Linked DNA regions of Homo sapiens: region 2 is linked to region 1. A link is a loop called in an ENCODE intact Hi-C map of the cell type or tissue named here. Cell type or tissue: MCF 10A. All regions are shown on one strand. Links, peaks and the distances in the headings refer to the core of each region. The heading gives the core; the rest is flanking DNA. Region 1 holds the start of LINC02875 (long intergenic non-protein coding RNA 2875). Region 2 has its middle 40 kb from the start of NACA2.

The links. A loop is a pair of places that touch in the nucleus more often than their neighbours do. Peaks named below come from ENCODE experiments on the same cell type or tissue, not always from the same donor. Only the 100,000 strongest peaks of a DNase experiment are listed, where the experiment ranks them.
Region 2: a loop joins it to region 1, with 12 times the contacts of the local background. A loop is called at or near these places in 94 of 110 quality-filtered maps.

Annotation. Positions count from the first base shown.
Region 1 is chr17:61,410,169-61,414,552 of GRCh38, reverse strand. LINC02875 (long intergenic non-protein coding RNA 2875) reads right to left here and starts at 2,802. Exons shown (of 1, transcript NR_160788.1): 1 at 1,273-2,802. RefSeq lists silencers at 1,796-1,855, 1,876-1,935, 3,456-3,625 and an enhancer at 3,505-4,087. In MCF 10A, for the core only: a CTCF peak has its summit at 2,013 (motif pointing left); DNase peaks (open chromatin) are centred at 2,022 and 2,252.
Region 2 is chr17:61,549,468-61,553,851 of GRCh38, reverse strand. No RefSeq gene overlaps it. Among named protein-coding and RNA genes, the nearest start is that of NACA2, 40 kb to the left of the region's middle. In MCF 10A, for the core only: a CTCF peak has its summit at 2,479; no DNase peak of the experiment used is centred there.

The DNA of each region.
Region 1 (4,384 bases), core at 88-4,087:
CCTCCCCTGCCCCGTTTGCCCTTTTCCTGCTGCAAGCCTGACTCTCACCCATCATCACTTCATCAGCGAAAGTTTCCAAGGGCCAGGCCCAAGGGATTGTGAAAGAGCTCCGTCCTTTATTTACTGGATGGCCTTGGGCACCTCACTTCATTTCTCTGAACCCCAATGTCATGTCTGTGAAACGAGGACTCATAGTCTCCACCCGGCCAGTGAGGGTCGGGGAGAGGCCACATGTGAAAGCGCATTGACTGCCATGAAGGCTTCCTCGCAAGTAAGAAATTAGCCTGGGGGACCCCCTTAAACATGGGTGCCTGAATGGCCTTCATTGGTATCGCTTTCTCTCTTTGGGGTCTCTCTTTGGAGAGAAGTCACACACAGTCAACAAATTGTAGTGCTGGGCACCAAAGTCACCCCCGCCCCCCCGCCCGCAACCCACTAGTCTGCATCTCTCCAAAAGCAGCTTGCTCGAGGTAGAAGGCCAAGCTGTGACTGACAATCGCACCCCACAGGGAATGGAGGCAGCCGGGACTTAGAATGTAATTTCCTAATTGGGAATTCATCCAGGCCACCAACCCAGTCCCCCACCCCAAGAATCTTGGCCAAGGTCCTCAAGGTCTGTGACTCCACCTATCCCTCTGGCTCAGGTTCCTCAAGCATTAAATGGGAACATGGCTCTTCTCTGAAGCAGTTGAGGCTGGGGGCGGGACGGGGGGGAAACTGGACCCAGGTCAACTGGCCATTCGCAGATCAACTGGATTTTAGTCCAAACTACTTATTTTGCAGATGAGGCTTCTGCAGCCCAGAGAATAAAGTCACATTTTCAAAGAGCACTCACAGCTCTAGAGGCAGAGTTCGACCTTGTACCTATCTATCTCCTGTCCAGTTTTCCTACCAAGCAGCTGCTTCAGCCATAGATGAGCATGTAGATAATTATTAAATCACCAAAGATTTGGTCCTATTCTCTGCTACACTGTACTTTGAAAGAGAAAAGAGCTGAGAGCCTAGTGCAGGGACGACATCTGGCCTGGGTCCCATCACCCAGCCGGTGACTGTATTGCAGTGGAAATGACCCTCGACTGGTGTTAACTGGGCTGCTTTCTAGCCGTGTGCCCTTAGGAAACGTGTGTAGGGTTAATCTCTGAGGGTGCCAGAGCTCATCTGGGGACATAAAAGGTCAGCTGGAAACAGGCTTCTAAGCCCCACCCCCTCCAACTCTGGCATTCCCCAGCCAACGGGTCTTACATCCCCAGCCTCCCATTGAGACTTGACCCAGAGCATTGGTGGCTTTTAATCCAAGGGCGAGATTCTCAGGCTGACCCCTGGGCCCTCCCCAGTCCCCACCACCTCCCGCTGGAATAACGCAGCCCAAAGCCTCCCCTATGGAGGCAGGAACTTAGGTGAGCAGCTCCACAGGGCACATCCTGCCCTCGACCCTGAAGACCCCGCCCTGAAGAGCCGGATGAGGGTGGTGAGGAGGGCGGGTCGGAGCCGAGGGGGCCCTCTCCGCTGGAGGAGCGCTGGATCCCCGCCGATCCTTCCCCTATCCCGCCCGTAAGTCCTCACCGTCGAGTGGGCCCCGCGCTCCTAGGGCCGTGCGCCCCGCGCGCTGCGGATGCCAGCCACAGCCCCCTTCGGAGGGGCCCAGGAGGCCGGAGGCCGGCGGCTCACTTCCCGCAGAGAGAACGCGAGGGCCCAGCCCCGCGGGCGCGCAGAAGAGGACAAGCTGGGGTCTGCAGCAGCCTGGAAGGTCGCCGAGCTGGCGCTGCCGGGCGGTTCTGGCAGCAGGGGAGAAGGCCCCACCCCGAGCCTCAAGCCCTCCGCTCAGTGTGTCCGCAGCCCCGGAGTCCCTCGGTCCCTCGGCGGCCTGTGCCGGGCTCCGGACCCGGCTCTGCCTGTGTCGGTGGCTGTGCCTCCGTGCCCCGCTTGCCGGGGTCCGCAGTCTATCTCCCGCTCTCGCCCGAGGCGGGCTGTGAGGCCGCGGCCCGGGCCCTGGCCTGCAGCGCCATCTCGTGGACCTGTGAGGAGTTGCCGAGGCCCGAGGCCTGGGCGGGCTCTGGGTTCGCTCCCACTCGTGCTCCCGGCGGGGAGCTGCGGGAGCTGCCAAGAGGACTCGCTGGGAAACCAGGCGCGGCCGTCAGCGCTGGAAATCGGTGCTTCCGGAGTGGGTTTGGGGTCCCCGGCCCCATCCAATAGGAGGAACAGATATGCGCCTCCGGAGAGCCCAAAAGGAAGTCCAAGTGCAAAACCGCCCCGGGCGTGCTCGGACACGTTCAGCGCCCGGCAACCAGCCTCCACCCCGAAGGCGCTCCCGGGAGGGTGCCCAGGAGACCCGGAGCTCGGGCTTCCTCCCAAGAGGGCGGGGGCTCCCTCCGCTGCCGCCCTGTCCTGCGAGCAGGGAGCGCTCGGCCTCCTGCGGGATCCCGCCTGACCGCCGGTGCTCCGCACCTCGGGGCCAAGGACAGCGAAGGAGGGGGAGGAAGCGGGACTGGATTTTGGGTCCTTCCCAGAGCGGAGGAAGGCAGGCTCGGGGTATAAATCCAGGGCTCGTAGAGGCTGTCCCTCAAGGGGCCGTCCCATAACCGGGAAATAGGGGGTCCCGGCCTCAAGCCGGGGCGCTTGAGCGTGAGAGTCCCGGGGAGAGCGAGGCTGAGCGCGCCCCTCCCGCCCCAGGAGCACCCCACGCAGGAGTTCGCGGTCAGCTGGGGAGGCGGGCCCGGGAGCTGCGGCCTTCGGGAGGGCAGGGCCAGGCCATACCGGTGGCTCCGGTTCTCCACAGCAGCGGCGGGGGAGTGGAGGAGGAAGGGCTTGAGGGCTCGGAAGATTCCGATTAACCCGAGAGGAAATGAGGTCCCCTGGGCCTTGGGATCCGGGCGGCTTAGCCGCTAGGGGTCTCTCGGAGCCCCTGCACTCACACCCTCCATCTCCGAGTTCCTCCGGGAATCGCACGCGCCACCCCACACCGACACGCACAATTCCCTCTTAGACCTCACACGCCCCACACGCGAGAGCCCGAGGCGACAGGCTAGGCCGCCAGCAGGTATCGCCATCGTCCCAGCACTGGCCCTCCTGCCACGCGTGTGCCGGCGGCTCTGCCGTCCAAGGACCCCGGGCCAGGCCCTGAAGGGTTAAGGAGGCCTTGCGGCACCGGAGCGGCGGGTACGCCGGGCGCCTAGGCTAATTGGCGACCCCGGGGACAATGAGGGCTGGGAGGCCGGGGAGGAGGGTGGCTTAATTGGACATGGGAGTGGCCTAGCCTTTGTCTGGGACAAGGCCCAGCCGCCGGCCGCGGGTTCCCGCAGTCGCACTCAGGCTACCAGCTGGGGCCCCGCGGAGCGCCGGGTGGGCGACTCGGAGGGGACATGTGCGGCGGGAGGTGGCGGCGAAAGTGGTGTGGGGGATCTCGAGGCCCTGGAGTCCCACCCCACCCCACCCGGGTTGCTGCAGCAACGACGCGGCCTAAAAACGGCCGCGACTAGGCCGCCCCGCCCGGCCTTCGCAGGCACCCGCCTCCCCCGCGCCCATGCCCGCACCCGCACCCCTCCCGCGACCCTAAGTCGGTGCTGCCCCCTGGTGTCCGCAGCCCTGTACGTAGGCCGCCGCGGGCGCGCAGCCGACTCTCGTCTCCCTCCTAATGTCCTGCTGAAAGTGAGAAGCCGCGGGACGCAAACGCGCCGCTCCTCTAGGAGTATGAGAGGCGTTTCAGCCCAAAGCGACCTCCAGCAAACGCGCTGCCCACGAGCTTCTATTTAGGCTGGAAAACGGGCTTCTCTGTCCCTGTCGGGTTCCCGGACCTGCCCGCAGGTCTGAGGCAGGGAAGCCAGAACCCACCCTCTGGGGTTGGGATACGTTCTACTGCAACCTCCCACTCGTGCACTGGCTGAGTCCCCTCCCTGCTCCAGCCGCATTCGGCGTGGCCTGGGGGCAGCACCATCCTGAAGAGGCGGGCCTGGTTCTCTCTCTCTCGCTCCTTGCAAATGTATCGGCCCACAAAGGCGTCCTGGGAGTCTGGGGGCCCAACTGTCCATTCCACCTTCACCATCACCGTTCCTCCATCTCAACGTCCCTGGTGTTTTGGAAGCCAGCACCCTCCCCAAGCCCCACCCTGTGCAGTGCCCAAGGTGGGCAGCCTGTTGGGGCAGGGCGTTCAGGGTCCCCAAGGCTTAAAGAGGAGAGAACTGGGAAGGAGGTGGCGTGCTCGGTGACCGACCAGACCCAGGGCTAAAGGAGTGCCCGCCCAGCTCCCACTGCTAGAAGTGGGGGCTGGAGACACCTGCTAGCTGGGCAAGGAGGGGGAGCTCACCGGCGCGGGGTGGGAGGCAGCTGTCCTTGCAGGAGTGGGTCTCGGGGAAGGACCAGCCTAATGGAGACTGACACAGCTGGACCC
Region 2 (4,384 bases), core at 266-4,265, 140 kb before region 1:
CAAGCAATTCTCCTGCCTCAGCCTCCAGAGTAGCTTGGATTACAGGTGCCCACCACCGGGCCTGGCTAATTTTTATATTTTTAGTAGAGATGGGGTTTCACTATGTTGGCCAGGCTGGTCTTGAAATCCTGACCTCAAGTGATCCACTTGCCTCAGCCTCCCAAAGTGCTGGGATTATAGGCGTGAGCCACTGCTCCTGGCCGGTTTGGTATATCTTTTTAACAAAACAGCGTGTGACAGGATGGCCTCACTCTGAGTCCTGGAAGGCGAGGCACAGGAGCTGATGAATTTTCTTTGTATGGAGGCCCAAATGCACAATGCTGCCATGTTGTGAATGTGATTGGATAGTGTAGAGATGATGTAGGCCTTCTTTATATTTGGGGCTTCGCTTTCTCTTGTTGCCAGCTTTCATAGGATCCTTTCCTTCACCTGTCCCCGGACCAAACCTCACAATTCACATATGACTGTGGGAGTTGACTAAACTCTTTGTAATTCTATAGAATCCTTTATACAAAGCTGATTACAGCTTTGGTGCTTTGTGTACGACCAAGCCCTCTAACACCCAATTTCTTTTGTCAACATAAATCCTAATTTGAGAAACTTTCTTGTGGTAAAAACACAATCTGATGAAGACATGAATTTGGTTTGACTCACATTTGGCTTGGAAATATGTTGTTGATAAAGGATCCCCCTTAAGCGTATTTTTCAACACAGATATTTCTCACTCTGAATTGATTTTTTATAAAGGGAAGGGAAAGGGAGAGAAGGGACATTAGGAATATTGAACATTCATTTTGTATCCGTCTCTGTCTTACATGTTTTCACAAATCTAACTTGATCAAACATTTTTTAAAAAATGTTATTTCTCCCATTTGAACAGAGGAGAAAATTGAGTGAGAGGTCAAGTAACTTGAACAAGTTCCTTGGTAATAAACTAATAAATAGCAGGACCTAAATTCAAATCCTAGCATGTGGGACAGTTACTGGCCAAGGTATACCAGAGAGGTGCTTGGGTCAATTCAAACACTAATAATGAGTGTCATGGAAGTACTGGAATTAAATCTCACTTAAAGATCAAGTGCACTGGCCTGGCGTGGTGGCTCACGCCTGTAATCTCAGCATTTTGGGAGGCCGAGGTGGGCGGATCACGAGGTCAGGAGATCAAGACCGTCCTGGCTAACACAGTGAAACCCCCTCTCTACTAAAAAAATACAAAATAGCCAGGCATGGTGGCGGCCGGCTGTAGTCCCAGCTACTCGGGAGACTGAGGCAGGAGAATGGCGTGAACCCGAGAGGCGGAGCTTGCAGTGAGCCGAGATCGCGCCACTGCACTCCAGCCTGGGAGACAGGGCGAGACTCTGTCTCAAAAAAATAAAAAAAAATAAAAAGATCAAGTGCACTACATACCCAGCCATGGCCAGCCAGATATTAAATATAAACACAAAAGAAATCTCTTCCAATCCTATATCTTGTGGCATTTGAGATTACGTCTATAATCCCAGCACTTTGGGAGGCTGAGGTGGGTGGATCACGAGGTCAGGAGATCAAGACCATCCCTGCCAACATGGTGAAACCCCGTCTGTACTAAAAATACAAAAATTAGCTGGGCTTGGTGGCGGGTGCCTGTAGTCCCATCTACTCAGGAGGTTGAGGCAGGAGAATCGCTTGAACCCAGGAGGTGGAGGCTGCAGTGAGTCAAGATTGGGCCACTGCACTCCAGCCTGGCGAGAGAGAGAGACTCCGTAAAAAAAAAAAAAAAAAAAAAAAAAAAGACCAGACATGGTGGCTCATGTCTGTAATCCCAGCACTTTGGGAGGCCGAGGCGGGTGGATCACGAGGTCAAGAGATCGAGACCATCTTGGCCAACATGGTGAAACCCCGTCTCTACTAAAAATAAAAAAATTAGCTAGGGCATGGTGATACACGTCTGTAGTCCCAGCTACTCGGGAGGCTGAAGCAGGAGAATCGCTTCAACCTGGGAGGCGGAGGTTGCAGTGAGCCGAGATCGCACCACTGCACTCCAGCATGGTGACAGAGAGAGACTCTGTCTCAAAAAAAAGAAAAAAAAAGAAAGAAAGACAGGGAGAGAGGGAGGGAGGGAAAAAGAAAGAAAGAAGAATGAAGGGAGGAAGAGAGAAAGAAAAACGAGAGAGGGAAAGAAAGAGGAAGGAAGGAGAAGAAAAGAAAAGAAAAAAGAACAGAGTAAGAACAACAACAAAAAAAAAAACCTGTAGTAATCAGGCCCAACACAGACTCAAGCCAGAAGACAGCACTAGACCCTGGGCACACGGAGGTAGAGAAGTCCAGAAGGTGAGAGGAGACCTAAATTCTACCTCATACGCATTTCTGCGTAGGTTCCAGTGACACAACTATCCGTGTGCCTCTGAAAATAATTTCTGTACTTTGGGCAGACTGTAGATTGCCTATGCCTGGTTGATGTTTTTATTCCCTGAAAATTTAATCCTAGCAGTGAAGCCATTCATATTCTCAACAGTAGAGGTCCTCAGTACCATAGTTCTTCAGCAAAGATGCTGAAAAAAAAAATTCTCCAAACCTTGAATTATTTGGCGTTTATGGTTGCTTATGGAACTTAAGTCATTTTATGGATACAATTGTCTATTTTTTATGTCATTAATAAACAAAAAAATTTAGTCCTCATGGTCCGATCTTGGCTTAAAATTTCACAGTCTTTTGTAACAGCTGAAATAATGTGTCAAAAATCAGTTAACAGTGAAATAATTTGAAAAAATATATATAAAGCATTCTCTTAAAGCTTTGGGATAAAAAGACCATGAGAAAATGTTTAGAGAAGATGTTGAAATTTGTTGTGATGAAAGTAAACAGTGATTTTTTGGGAAAGATGGGGGGTGTTGGTTCTGTTTTTCTAAAAACTATCAATTTATGTCTTGTCTATTGTGTTTAGAACTATAGAGCTATAAGATACTTAGGGTTTTTTTGTTTTCTTTGTTTTTTGTTTTTGTCCCAGGGATATTTATTTGAATTTTCTACCTGTAAACACAATTTGCTAACAGCTCCATTTACCCTTTCTTTTCACCAAAATTTGACATTGTCCTTAATCCTCCCAATTCTTTATTCTCCATATAACAATCAGGAAATTTTATCATTTCTACCTCCTATATATTGCATGTCCCATTTTCCATCTCTCGGGCCCCCATTGCCCTAGTTTGGGTCCTTAACTTGGTTGTTATAATTTTCTTCTATCCAGTCTTCCTATTTCTAGTTTCATATCTTTTTAAACCATTCATTGCATATTTATAAAACTGTCTTCCTAAAATGCCATTTCCCTGCTTAACACTTCCAGTGGTTTTCCATCACTGCTGAACAAAGCACAAATTTCCTAGCATAGCCTGCCTGTTCCTTTATAACCTTGTCCCTAACTACCTCTCCAGCTCTATTGTTTTCTTCCCTTTTTACCATAGCCCTCAGATCTGTATTCCAACCACACACTGAACTGAACTACTAAGAGTTTCTCAGATGCATCAAATTGTTTCAACCTTTCTGTCTTCGCATGCTGTTTTTCTCCTGAATATTACTATTCTTTCTTCCCTTATTCCTTGTTTACCTGACCAGTACCTAATTCTTCCTTTAAGATCCAGGCCAAGTTATCTTTTGCATTGTAAAACATTTCCTGAACCTCAGGCATTACCTTCTTTGTGCCAACATTCTATATATTCTTCCACTGCCATAGACCCGGTAGTATACTAGCTATTTCTCCTGCTAAACCAATGATTCTCAGTGGTGACAGAGAGTGTGCTGGGGGCAGTGCAATTTTGCCCATCAGAGGACATTTGGCAATGACTGGATCCATTTTTTATTGTCACAGCAATGGGGTGGTGGTGGTGCTACTGGCATCTATTGGGTAGAGGCCAGAGATGCTGCTGAACATCTTCTCATGGCCAGGACAACCTCCCACAACAAAGAATTATCCAGTCAAACATGGGTAGTACCAAGGTTGGGAAACTCTGTGTCAGACCTTAAAATTGTATCTTTTTAAAAAACTTTGAATCCTTAGAACCTAGAACAATGCCAAGCAAAAATTAGGCACTAAATAAATATTGGTTGAAGGAGTGAAAAATTCCATAGAGTTATCTAAAGGGAATCCATTCAAGGATTTTAAAAATATATTATTTGGAAAAATAACCAGAGCCCAAATTCAATCACATTCAAAAGTATAATTTGACATTTATCTTAAAATTTCCTTAATAATGCATAGAAAGACTAGATTAAGATTTTGAACTGATTATATGCCTGTTTCTCCCAAAAAAGTCATAAAATGTCAAAAAACAAGAAAAAGTCTATCAGATTACATATTTTGAAGAACTCCTGAAAGAGACCATAGCCGATGGAAGGGAGGAAATAATCA